Linked DNA regions of Homo sapiens: region 2 is linked to region 1. Evidence: chromatin loops called from intact Hi-C (ENCODE). Cell type or tissue: Caco-2. All regions are shown on one strand. Links, peaks and the distances in the headings refer to the core of each region. The heading gives the core; the rest is flanking DNA.

Region 1 (6,701 bases), core at 1,075-6,074:
GCCTCTTCAACCCTTCTGACTGTGTGTATTAGAAATAATTATTATCACCATTAAAACAACTTTCTTTGTCTATTTCAATTATTTTCTTTATGTTAACTATTTTCTTTTTAGAGTTGCTTATCTATTTAGCAGGCTACTGCATTAGCCTTGAGCTAGTATTGTAAGATGCAAAATTATGTTGCCGGCATCAGTTGGGAATTTCATGGAATTTGCTTCTATTTGACTATATTTCCAGATGGAACCATGTGCCGAAGTGTTTGTTTTGGGCCTCCATGAAGTCATTCCTTTGCAGTGATCTGTAGCTAGACTGCGCTCTCTTGGGACTAACCTGTGTGACTAATTTGAGTAGGAGGGTGATAAACTTTGTTACCACTTAAAAAGGGGCTAAAAATACTTCTTTTTTAAAAAACTCCTCTCCATATTATCTAGCAACACTCTTTGAGGGATAATGGAAAGGAGGTGATAAAGATTAGAGCTGATTGGGAAGGTTCTGAATGCCCAAGTTTCATTTAGGAAGCTTCACACCTTTGAGCCCCAGGGAAGAGTTTGGACCCCAGGCTTTTACAGGTTTGTAGTAAAATCTGAGCTGCCCAGAACACTCTGTGGCTAATGGCTTTTGCAGAAGTGATTCTACAACTAAAGATGCCAATCAACTAAGCTTGTATTGGTTCATCGTCCAGATCTAAAAATGATTGTTAATTTGAGTTATTGTGCTAAATATTTCTAAGAAATGCTTCTTTTTAAGTTGCTGTCTTGTGATCAAAACACAGTAAATGAAGGGCTTCCCTGAAAGGTGGAGCCAGTAGACTTGATTTGGAGATGAAGCATATACCGAACTTGAAGACTGGAGAGGTATTTTTGCCTTAACCCTGTCTCTGATTCACTGAGGGACCTTGGATAAGTCACAATCTTCCTGTCTCATGTTTCTTTTACTTAAAAATGAAAGCATGGATTAGGCTAGCTCTTCGTCAAACCTCCCTTCTCAATTCACCTTCCTAAGCACAGAACTCTTTTTCTAATAAAATTTTATGCAGGACCCCAATCTATAAAACAGATACAAGAGGAGATGCTTTGGTTAATGGAGGGCACAGGGAGAATCTCTCTCTGGCTTCAGTTCTGGCCCCTGAGGCTCTTTCCTGTCTAGTTGAGCTTTCTTTAAGAGGTCTTCCAGCTGTGGCATTCCATCCATTATTCTAATTAATGTGAATTGAGTATTACTAATATCAGGTTTGGTTTTTTTTTTTTTCACTTAGTACCCACATCATGGAGCAAAAAAAGTGGTTCTAAATTGCAGAATGATTTAAGCTAGTAGAGGGTGCCATTCATTGATATTAAAGATTAGTACTGGTCTAAACATAGCACTATTAGAAGTTACAGAAATTCACAATAGAAACCCCCTTCCTCTGTCCCAGAATGCATGGAGCAAGAATGCAGAATGGGGAAGTAAATGATAAATCTGCAACCATTAGTGCTCACTTTCTAAGCTTCCCACTGAGTACTAGGATACAGCTCTCTCTTCTTCCTTCCTCTCCTTCCTCAAATCCTACATTCCTACACCATTGCTGAGCAGGTTGCAATTTTGGCCTAGAGTGATTACTCCTGATTACTCCTGTCCCTCTCTCTGACTGGAGCCAGGTCTGAAGTACTCTGTTTTCCACCTGTCATCTCAGCCAAGACCTTGCAGATTCAATACTAAACTGTTGTATAGGATTAAATTCTGAGCCTTCTAGGAAAAGTTTCAGAATGTGTTTCTTTGCTGTTGTTAATTGCAAAATCAATAGACCTCCCTCCCAGGGAGAGGAGTTTCCTTCTCCTTTGGTGGGCTTCCCTCTAGCAATTCAGGAGCTGCTAGAAGCAGATTAACACCTACAGTTCCAGACCAGCTTAGAGCTCACTTCATTTCCCACTGTGCAGCATTTCACCAACCCATGGACCTATAGCTAGTCATTCCTGCCTGTCCTGCGCCAGGGCCTTTTCCAGCCAGCAGTCTTCCCACTGACTGTTAGAACTATACCCTCTGGCTCAGGCTTTTTCCAGAAAAAAAAAAAAAAAAAAAAATCATAGTACTGCTTCGCATTTTCTCTCAACTTCACATTTCCTCACAAAGCACTAGGCTTTGTCCTAAGCACTTTATTTATTTACTTATTTATTTATTTATTGAGACGGAGTCTCGCTCTGTCACCCAGGGAGGAGTGCAGTGGCATGATCTCGGCTCACTGCAACTTCCACCTCCTGGGTTCAAGCAATTCTCCTTCCTCAGCCTCCCGAGTAGCTGGGACTATAGGCGCACGCCACCACTCCTGGCTAAGTTTTGTATTTTAGTAGAGACAGGGTTTCACCACATTGGCCGGGCTGGTCTCAAACTCCTGACCTAAGATGATCCGCCCACTTCGGTCTTCCAAAGTGCTGGGATTATAGGCGTGAACCACCACGCCTGGCTGTCTGCCCCCCGCCTGTCCTAAGCACTTTAAATGTGTCAACTCATTTGGTCTCTTTGAAAAGAGTGGCCAGGTGAAGGCTGAAGGACCGGATAAGTGTAGTTTCCAGAATCCTTCTTGGCTAGTTATAGTCTAAGACTTGCAGACAGGCAGCCTGGGAAGATCTCAAACAAGTAACCTTCAATGAAAATGTACAGTTTTGAGAATTTCGATATTTGACAGATGATTGAGCCACTCGAGTTGCTTATGCATGAATGTGCTTGTTTAGCAGGTAGAGTTATTATTCTCTTATGTTCAAATTTATTAACAAGGGCTTAATTTCATTCCAAACAGATTGTGAGGTGACTACGTAGTACAGAAGTACAGTGAAATATGAGATTCCTGAGCCTTTAGTGGATGCTGAGCTGGAGACCCCCGTTAGTGCTACCTCTTTCTAAACAGCGCCAGCCATGAAGCTTTTGACCTTTTCACCTTTAAACTTTGTTTGAACTTGGAAAGAAGACTTTTGAATTGTTTAAAAAAAAAAAAAAGGAGAAGAAGGAGAAAGAAAGACAAGGGAAAAAAATGGTTAGGGAGGCTGCAAAAGAGATGTGGAGACTGGGGGAAAAGGACTGATTATATGTTAGCTTAACAGTAATACTAGGAAAATAATCCTCCTCTTGTCTAGGAGTTTCTGCTACTGGGAGCCACAGGGTAATCAGCTCACATGACATACCCAGAGGCGAATGCTAGCCTGTGCTGTTTTTGAACATACTCAAACAAAGGCTGATTATCCAAACAAGAATTTGGACTGCAGCAGTCGGACCAGTTAAATTATAGTTAGTAAAACTTGGTGCCTTGTGAGCTTGGAATGTTACAATTGCAGCTGGATCTTCGTTTGTCAGGCAGCCTTACTGCACAATAAAACCAGAGATTTTTATCTCCGCAGGACTCAGTTTAACTCCTTGGGTGCAAACAGAAAAGTGCCAGCTATCATACGTCAGAATCCTGGCAACATCTGTCCCCACTCCTGTCAGAGTTCATGAGGCAGTGGCATTTTCGTGGTGTTCTGTAGGAAAGTGGGAGGACAGGGGCAAGTTGCTCTTCTTCTTAGATCTTATGTTGGAGATAATAATTTTTATTTATTCGTTACTTTAACAACATTTTTTGTTTTGAGATGGAGTCTCGCTCTGTCACCCAGGCTGGAGTGCAGCGGTGTGATCTCAGCTCACTGCAACCTCTGCCTCCCAGGTTCAACCAATTGTCCTGCCTCAGCCTCCTGAATAGCTGGGACTATAGGCACCCGCCACCATGCCTGGCTAATTTTTTTGTATTTTTAGTAGAGACGGGGTTTCACTGTGTTAGCCAGGGTGGTCTCGATCTCCTGACCTCGTGATCCACCCGCCTCGGCCTCCCAAAGTGCTGGGATTACAGGCGTGAGCCACCGCATCCGGCCACTGTAACCTTTATTAAGTGTTACTATGGACAAAGCCCTGTGTTAGTACTCTACTTATATACAAATGGCTATAAAAAGATGGTATAAAGTAGTCAATTGTAAATAGGTTTCAAAATGTTGTAAGTGGAGGGATGATGGAGAAGGTAAAAAAAAAAAAGGCTTTTTGGAGAAGGTATGATTTGAGCTGACTTTGTGGGAAAGTAGGATTGAATCTTTAAATGTGGCTCTAAAAGTGGTTTTATGCAGCAGGAACAACACAAAGGAAAAATTGGAGGCAGGAAAGTTGGATCCTGGATGTGAAGGGAGGTAATAAAAGAGAAGACTGAAAAAGTAGAATAGCCTCTGCATAGCGGACTTAGGATGCCAGGCCTGAGAGTGGACTTCCTTTGGTAAAGCAAGAGGAAGCCATTAAAAAGTTATCTTTTTTACATAGCTGTCAAATAATAATAAGTTAACATGTATTGAAAGGTTACCATACTGAGAGGTGAAGCCAGCTGGACTTCTGGGTAGAGTGGGGACTTGGAGAACTTTTCTGTCTTACAAGAGGATTGTAAAACACACCAATCAGCACTCTGCAGCTAGCAAGGGGATTGTAACATGTACCAATCAGCACTCTGTAGCTAGCAAAGGATTGTAAAATGCACCAATCAGCGCTCTGTAAAGCACACCAATCAGTGCTCTGTAAAATGCCCCAATCAGTGCTCTGTAAAATGCACCAATCAGGATCCTAAAAGTAGCCAATCGCAAGGAGGATTGAAAAAAGGGCATTCTGATAGGACAGAAACGGAACATGGGTGGGGACAAATAAAGGAATAAAAGCTGGCCATCCCCGCCAGCAGCGGCAACCCACTGAGGCCCCCTAGCAGGCTGTGGAAGCTGGTTCTTTTGCTCTTCACAATAAATCTTGTGGCTGCTCACTGTTTGGGTCCTTGCCACCTTTAAGAGCTGTAACACTCACCTCGAAGGTCCGCAGCTTCATTCTTGAAGTCAGCAAGACCCTGAATCCACTGGCAGGAACCAGCTCTGGATACAGTACGTGGGACACTGAATACTCAAAATAATTCTGGAAGAAAATAGAGACTCAGAGAAACGAAGTAACTTTCCCAAGACTGCTCAGCCCATAAGCAGCAGAGTCACGATTGAAATCTGGACTGACCGTAGACCCCCAGCTCTTAACTGCTTTTTGTATTACTCTCTATTCCTTTTAAATTGGCTGACTTTATGATCATAATGCAAAATAGATTAGCCATATTTTTATATGGAGGCAGGAAGCTTGACTCTAATGGATCACCCATATTCCTGAATTGGATGATGATGGTAAAGAGAATTGCTTTACAGGGGTGATTTTTATGTTGGAGAAGATACAGTTATGATCACCACCCTGAGTTGGTTTAAATATACGGGTTATAACTTTGTATGAACAAGAGTTTTGTTTTTGTTTTTGTTTTGTGAGACAGAGTTTCACTTTTGTCGCCCAGGCTGGAGTACAGAGGCACAATCTTGGCTCACTGCAAACTCCACCTCCTGGGTTCAAGCGATTTTCCTACCTCAGCCTCCTGAGTAGCTGGGATTACAGGCACCCGCCACCACACCTGGCAGTTTTTCGGGTTTTTTTTTTTTGAGATGGAGTTTCGCTCTTGTTGCTCAGGCTGGAGCGCAGTGGCATGATCTTGGCTCACTGCAACCTCCGCCTTCCAGTTTCAAGCGATTTTCCTGCCTCAACCTCCTGAGTAGCTGGGATTACAGGCGCCTGCCACCACACCTGGCTAATTTTTGTATTTTTAGTAGAGATGGGGTTTCACCACGTTGGCCAGGCTGGTCTCGAACTCCTGACCTCGTGATCCACCCGCCTCAGCCTCCCAAAGTGCTGGGATTACAGTTGTGAGCCACCACACCCAGGCACAAGAGTATTTCTGCTTGACCAATTCCATCATAATGAGATAATCTGCCCTCATAGCTATTTCTGACAGTGATTTATGGTAGTGCAGAGCTGGCTTTGGCAGGTCTTATGTCTTTATGGCCTTGCTTTTTCTGAGCGACACATTTGCTACCATTGGTGTATGGCTCTCCATTTCCCAGTTTCCACGGGGTGTCTTCACCGTATTCTTATCCTCTGCTGACCCTGCTGCTGTCTTGTTTTCTTTCCTGTCCTCTTTGATATACTCTGTTATTGTAAGCCAGGCTTGTGGCTTCTGGGAGGGGTGATTGGCAGGGTCAGTCAGACATAAGCACTGAAACGTGTGTCCCAGAGGTGGAAGCCAAATTTCCTCTCAGGGCCCTGAGGCTAACCTCCTGTGATGGCTTCATGGCTAGAAATAGCAAAAATCGAAATGGATATTGCAGATAGTCCAGACAAGCAAACAGAAGTCCAAAATGCTTGGGTACCTAAGATTTTTTTAATTTGTTCGTGTATATTTTTAGCAATAGAAGCAATATAGCATACCTTTGAGCCAGTTTTTCCTAGGTGTGCCAGGTAGGTTGGCATTCACAGTTCTCAGGAGACAATCAGGTACTGATTTAGTGAGCTCATTTTTGAAATGCAAAAGCAAAAAGGAATAAAATAGCAGGTTACCATAGTATAGATAGTAGGAGTTGATTGGCACCAACATCTTTATTTAGTTTGGGTTAGAACAGATTCTCTGCATATCAGATTTGAAGAGAAGATCTTAGTTTTTATAGCAGTACCATCAAAGATAGTTATATATCCAAGAGGAAAGCCTGAGTTTGAAATAATGATTAGCTCTACAGATTTTCAGCTTTTTGTTTTGGGGTTTTTTGTTTTGTTTTTAATTCAATTTGCAAAGCCTCTAGCAGATAGTTCTGAAACC
Region 2 (6,701 bases), core at 1,065-6,064, 86 kb before region 1:
AGGTCGCTTACTTGTGTACCAGTTTGGGTCACTCTGAAAATTGCTTTGAAATACTTACTGTTTAAAATGACTGAGCTCTTAGGAGTGTTTCTGCCCTCTCCCCACAACCCTCAAATATCTAAAACAACCTAATCAAATTGGTAGTTTTCATGGCTTTCAAAATGGAACTAAAATTAAAGTAAAAATGATAGAATCTTGAGCTAGAGTGGCAGATTTGAATTCTAGGCTTTGCTGGTCCACTGATGATGTTCATTTTCTTTCCTTGTGACTCTCATAATCAGAGTAAAAAGATGAGATTGTAAGTGATAACACAATCCATTCAGAATGTATGACTTTGCTGAATTGAGGTTGATCTTTAAGTGTGAGTAAAATGTTATGCAAATTGGTAGTTTAAATAATATTTCAGAGGGGAACATGCACTTGCTAGAGAAAATGAAAATATTTCAAACCCACTTAGTTTTTTTAATGGCAGATGTTTCCTTTTTTTAATTTAAAAAAAATTTTTTTAAGACAGGGTCTTGCTCTATTGCCCAGGCTGGAGTGCAGTGGCGTGATCATGGCTTACTGCAGCCTCGACCTCCCAGGCTCAAGCAACCCTCCCGCCTCATCCTCCCGAGTAGTTGGGACTATAGGCACACACCACCATGCCTGGCTAATTTTTTTTTTTGAGACAGAGTCTCACTCTGCTGCCCAAGCTGGAGTGCAGTGGTGTGATCTCGGCTCACTGCAACCTCCACCTCTCAGGTTCAAGCGATTCTCGTGCCTTAGCCTCCTGAGGACCTGGGACTACAGGTACGCACCACCACACCTAGCTAATTTTTTGTATTTTTAGTAGAGACGGGGTTTCTCCATGTTGGTCAGGCTGGTCTCAAACTCCTGACCTCAGGTAATCCGCCCGCCTCAGCCTCCCAAAGTGCTGGGATTACAGGCATGATCCACCGCACCCGGCCATACCTGGCTAATTTTTGGTTTTGGTTTTGTAGAGAGGGGGTTTCACCAGGTTGCCAGGCTGGTCTTGAACTCCTGAGCTTAATCAGTCTATCCACCTTGGCCTCCAAAAGTGCTGGGATTACAGGTGTGCACCATTGTACCTGGGCCAACAGGTGTTTCTTGTATCAAAGTAGCGCTAATAGATTTCTGTTTCTCAAAGTGTTCTCAAGTATAACTCACCTGCTTCCTTGTTTCAGACTGGCCATTTCCCTAATTGCCTGAATTAGCGGTGTTTTTATATTCTCAATAAAGCTTTGGGGGATACATACCTTAGAAATGTATAAGTTGGGGCGGGGCACCGTGGCTCACGCCTGTAATCCCAGCACTTCGGGAGGCCGAGGTGGGCGGGTCACCTGAGGTTGGGAGTTCAAGACCAGCCTGACCAACATGGAGAAACCCCATCTCTACTAAAAATACAAAATTAGTCAGGCGTGGTGGTGCATGCCTGTAATCCCAGCTACTCGGGAGGCTGAGGCACGAGGATCGCTTGAACCTGGGAGGCGGAGGTTGCAGTGAGCCGAGATCATGCCATTGCACTCCAATCTGGGAAACAAGAGTGAAACTCTGTCTCAGAAAAAAAAAGAAAGAAAGAAATGTATAAGTTGGTTGGGAATGCAGCTACCAATACAAGATACAGTATGTGCTAAATTCCACAAGGAACATTGTTGACAGTAAGTGCTATAGGAATTTTAGATAAGTAGAGACACTCAGAAGGTTTAGAAAACTGTGTGTGTGTGTAATTTATATTAATACATCTCACACACACACACAGAAGTTTTTGTATTATTTCCAGAGCTTGATATATTCTCTGCCCATAAAATGTTTAGCTGATAGGTCTGTGAAACTGCCCTCAAATTTGGAGCCAACTCATTTTATTTGGTGTAGTAGCTCATATAATAGTTACCTTTTATTGAGTACTTACTATGTACCAACCATTATGTGCCAGACACTGTTCCAAACACTGTGTTAAACCACTTCATGGAACATTCAAAAACTCAGAGGCTACACTGGCTGGATTTAAGTGGTGGGGGTTATACAGCAAATTACCTACATTTAAGGTTGCTGCTGCCGTTTCATTCCATGTTGCCAACTGCAGAAATGTGGGCTCCGTGTTCCCAGACTTTCCATTTAGTCAAAAGAGACAGGAAATTCACATTTTTATGGATATTTCCTGATTTTTTAAACACTACAGGCTAACTGAAACAGTTTGTGACTTTTGCATTGTATGTTCCACTCCATTTTATCCTCATAACATCCCTACAAGATAGGTATAATTATTTGTATTTGCGCACTCTCAACACAGCTAATACAGAGCAAAAGTAGAAATCTACTGCAGGTCTGTCTCCCTCCAAAAACTATGTTGTTATTGCGCTTCCTCATCTGGTTCCCTAAACTCATGAAGGTGGTACTGTTGGCAAAAAAATGTACTGTTTGGTTAAAGCCAGGCCCTTAACAAAATTATCAAACAGCATGGTACTGTACCACAGAGTGCCATTTTCCAGAAAACAGTTATTTATGGCTTTGGGAGAATTGATTGTAACATGAAGATAATGATAACTGCAAATATCAAACAAAAGCTCTGTTGACTTTGCTCCAGATTTTTTATTTCAACCCCATGGTACTTCTAGAAAAGGCACACAAATACTCTAAATTGTTAACAGAGTTCTTCAAGTTTCTCAAAGAGTGGCAAAAATATTAGTGGCAATTTTACAAAGCCTGACCTTGCCAGAAAGAGATATCAGTAGTTCTCGGTGTCTACTAAATATTTAATCACTTTTATTAAAATTCTAAATGAACTTAGACGCCTTGAGGAGTTAATGCACCTCCACAAACCTGCTTTCCGCTGGTAAGATCAGGCCCATTATTATTATTATGTACAGCTGTAAAAAGCTGGTTCCATAGCATAAATTGCGAAATACTTAGGCAAGAAGATTATTCGAGAAGAATTGTATTGCTTGTTCAGTTATATATTTTGATCTTTATAGCTAGTAGTTTTTTTTCTCATGAGAGTTGGAGATTAACCTTGCTTTTAATGTAAAAAGTATATCAGTGAGGGTAAAAATAGAAAATGAAAATAGATTTTTAATGGCAACTTTGGTTCTTAGCATTAATTTTACATGCATTTTTCATTCTGAACTTTTAAACAGTTTTGAGAAACATATGAGAGATTTGTGAACAGGGGCAAGGGAGGGTCAAATGTATCAAATCCTTGGATTCCAGCAAATGTAGGATTTGTGGAAGAGCTGAGAAGCACACATGTGTTGGGAATGTAAATTAAAATAAAACCCCACTTTGTGAAGGCTTTGAAAAGAGAGTGCACCCTGTTATGGCAAATGTCTGAGGCGTTTGTCTTCTTAATAAATTAACCAAATATTAAAATAAACATTACTTTTATCAGCCTGCATTTTTCCTCTCTGGATGAAAGTGTTTCAGGAAAAATCATAAAAGAATCTATGGTAGCTCAGAGAGGTTAAACTCAACAGTTGTTTTCTTTGAAGTCTCTGGCCATGAGGTTAATTGCCAAAACTGCTTGTGGAAAAGGTGGTAACAATTTAACAAGACTGTACAACTGCAGAGACTTAGATGAATATCAGGTGTTTGCAGATGTTTTTTCCTAACAGGAAAGGGGGTGGGGAGGAGAGGCGGAACAGAATGAGAAACAGGGGAAGAGAGAGGCCTGAATAAAGTCCCAACTAAACAGCCAATAATTCTTTGTTTGCTTAGCCAATCATCCTGTAATTGGCCAGGAGGTTAATAGGAGTCTATTGATTGGTCAGGAAGATTGCTTACTGTGGCTGTTTTTACAGTATGCTCCCAGACAGAAGACTGCAATTACTGGAGCTCTCATTCCCACTCTTTAGGGCCATGGCTGCTCTGATTTATGAAACCCGATCAGGTTGCTGTTGGCAGTTTATGTTTTAAGTGTTGCCTTCTGGGTCTTTGCTGCTTATGGGTCACTGTGCTATTTCTCATCATTTATTGTGGTCATTTGAATAGGTAAGCTTATTTATGACTTACTGAAGTAGGAATACATTAAAAGTAATAACCACCACCCACGTGCACTGAAAAGTGGGAACAATCGTACAAGATGTGTGACAGAGCTCTGCTTGTTCTAGAAATAGAGATTCTGCTACCAGTATAGAGTTTACAAAAGACCAGGAAATAAAATAATACAGCCCTTCCTTTCTCTGTCTTCAACAGACATGTTTCTCAACTCTCCTCATTAATTCCTGCTAATTGATTACACTTAGATTTGCTTTCGTATAACTTCTCATAATTAGATTTGGTTGCTGGTATGTTAGAGTTAGGAAACTGAGGCCAAGTTGTAAATGTCTTTAACCCCCAGACTGCTTTTGGAACTTGTGACAGGGCTCTTCTAACTTAACCCATCCTGACCTGGTCTTGACCTTAGCATTACTAATAAGGTACTTACCTCATCATTTCGTTTCTCACTTACTGAACGTGACTATAAATCCTCCTGTTACTCAAGATCTTGGTTTTCCACACTTTTGCAAACCTTCTTTTGTAGTTCCCTGGGAGCCCAGTTGAAGGGGAGTAAATCTTTAATTCTGATAAGGCCCTGGAGCCACAGACTTCTGTGTAGCCACATCTAGACAACTGAATTTCACTTACACTTCCAACTTCTCATTTAAAGCTACAATGACCACAACTACTGCAATGACTGTTACTGCTACTACTACTGCTATTACAGGTTGACCATCCCAAATCCAAACATCTGAAATCTGGGATGCTCCAAAATTCAAAACTTTTTTGAGTGAGTGCCAATATTACACTCTAAGGCAATGTTCATTGGAGGATTTTCGATCTTCAGATTAGGGATTCTCAACCAGTAAGTATATAATGCAAATATTCTAAGATCTGAAAAAATTCAAAATTCAAAGCACTCCTGGTCCCAAGCATTTCGGATAGGGGATAATCAACCTATACCACTACCTCCTCCTCCTGTTTTTTCCTACTTTTTTTTTTTTTAACCTGTTAAGGTCTTCCGCAAATTCCTGCATTGCTTCTAATCTAAACATCTCTTTCATTCAACGTTTTCTTTTTTTTTTGAGATAGGGTTTCACTCTGTCACCCAGACTGGGGTACGTGGCACAATCATGACTCACTGCAGCCTCAACCTCCCTGGCTCAAGTGATCCTTCCAGTTCAGTCTCCCATGTAGCTGATACTGACTAGCACGCCCAGCAAATTTTTAAATTTTTGGCAGAAACAAGTTCTCGCCATTTTACCCAGACTGGTCTTGAATTCCTGGGCTCAAGTGAGCCTCCTGCCTTGGCCCCGCAAAGTGCTGGGATTACAAGCATGAGCCACTGCACCTGGCCAACATCTATATTTTGAATGACTGTTGTATGCCAGGTGCTCTTGGCAAGGTCTCTGGATACAGTGTTGATGAGATAGACCACAGGCTTTTCATGCCAATACTCCTCCTGCAAACGTGAATGTTCCTAAAATGCACCAGACTTACTATAAGAAGTATGGCAAGCACCAGCTCCACATAGTGACACAGTACCGGAAGGGCAAGGATTCTCTGTGTGCCCAGGGAAAGTGGTTTTATGATAGGAAGGACAGTGGCTTATAGTAGTGTGTCTGGAGTTGGTTCCTTCGGTGGGTTCATGGTCTCGCTGACTTCAAGACCGTGGACCTTGGCAGTGAGTGGTACAGCTCTTAAAGATGGCACGGACCCAAAGAGTGAGCAGTAGCAAGGTTTATTGTGAAGAGCAAAAGAACAAAGCTTTCACAGCGTGGAAGGGGACCCAAGCAGGTTGCTGCTGCTGGCTGGGGTGGCCAGCTTTTATTCCCTTATTTGTCCCCTCCCATGTTCTGTTTTTGTCCTATCAGAGTGCCCTTTTTTCAATCCTCCCTGCCCTTAGCTACTTTTAGGATCCTAGTGATTGGTGTGTTTTACAGAGCAATGATTGGTGCATTTTACAGAGTGCTGATTGGTGCATTTTACAATCCTCTTGCTAGCTACAGAGCGCTGATTGGTGCATTTTATAATCCTCTTGTAAGACAGAAAAGTTCTCCAAGTCCCCACTCGACCCAGGAAGTCCAGATGGCTTCACCTCTCAGTAGGCAGACTGAGCCTATTTTTCTAGAAAAGGGTTAAAACTAGGAAGAAAATAGTGCTAAGGCTTGAACATGTTGAGCCCAACCTCAGATCTAAGAGAATGCTGGTAGAGGAGGTAAGAAGAGAAGAAAGGGCCAAATGATCCAGTTCTAAGTTTCAATCTTTTTATTATTAATATTATTGTAAAGATAATAAAGTCTTAAGGTTAACTTCTAAAAAAAAAAATACCCCAATACTGCAGATTCCTGGTCATTCTCCTTCCTCAAAGGACCCTTTTAGTTTGGTGAGTATACTTCTCTCCACAAATCAGTGAAAGATGTGCTTACCCCAACTGGGGCAAAGGATCTAAAACAGCCTCCTGGAGATTTATTTTTCTGTAAGGGAATCCCTTATTGTTAAACTGTTATTTTTGTACTGCCTGAACTGGGATATAATGCCTTTTCTACTTCCTTCTTTTGAAAGAAATTTTCTATCATCCTATACTAACTTACAGTTTTTCTTGTCCTCCTGAGCTTGCTGCAGCTCAAAAGAACCTTCATAATTTACTCCCCTGTCTGTCAGTAGAAGCTGGAACTCCCTTTCTCTTCCCATAGCTTCTGTAAATAAGAGAAGTGGCCTTTTCC

What was found. A loop is a pair of places that touch in the nucleus more often than their neighbours do. Peaks named below come from ENCODE experiments on the same cell type or tissue, not always from the same donor. Only the 100,000 strongest peaks of a DNase experiment are listed, where the experiment ranks them.
Region 2: a loop joins it to region 1, with 2.0 times the contacts of the local background. A loop is called at or near these places in 1 of 110 quality-filtered maps.

What each region holds. Positions count from the first base shown.
Region 1 is chr17:61,232,747-61,239,447 of GRCh38, forward strand. All of the region lies in intron 22 of BCAS3 (BCAS3 microtubule associated cell migration factor), which reads left to right. Among named protein-coding and RNA genes, the nearest start is that of BCAS3-AS1, 100 kb to the left of the region's middle. In Caco-2, for the core only: no CTCF peak of the experiment used is centred there; DNase peaks (open chromatin) are centred at 2,405 and 3,195.
Region 2 is chr17:61,146,426-61,153,126 of GRCh38, forward strand. All of the region lies in intron 22 of BCAS3 (BCAS3 microtubule associated cell migration factor), which reads left to right. Among named protein-coding and RNA genes, the nearest start is that of BCAS3-AS1, 14 kb to the left of the region's middle. In Caco-2, for the core only: no CTCF peak of the experiment used is centred there; a DNase peak (open chromatin) is centred at 3,636.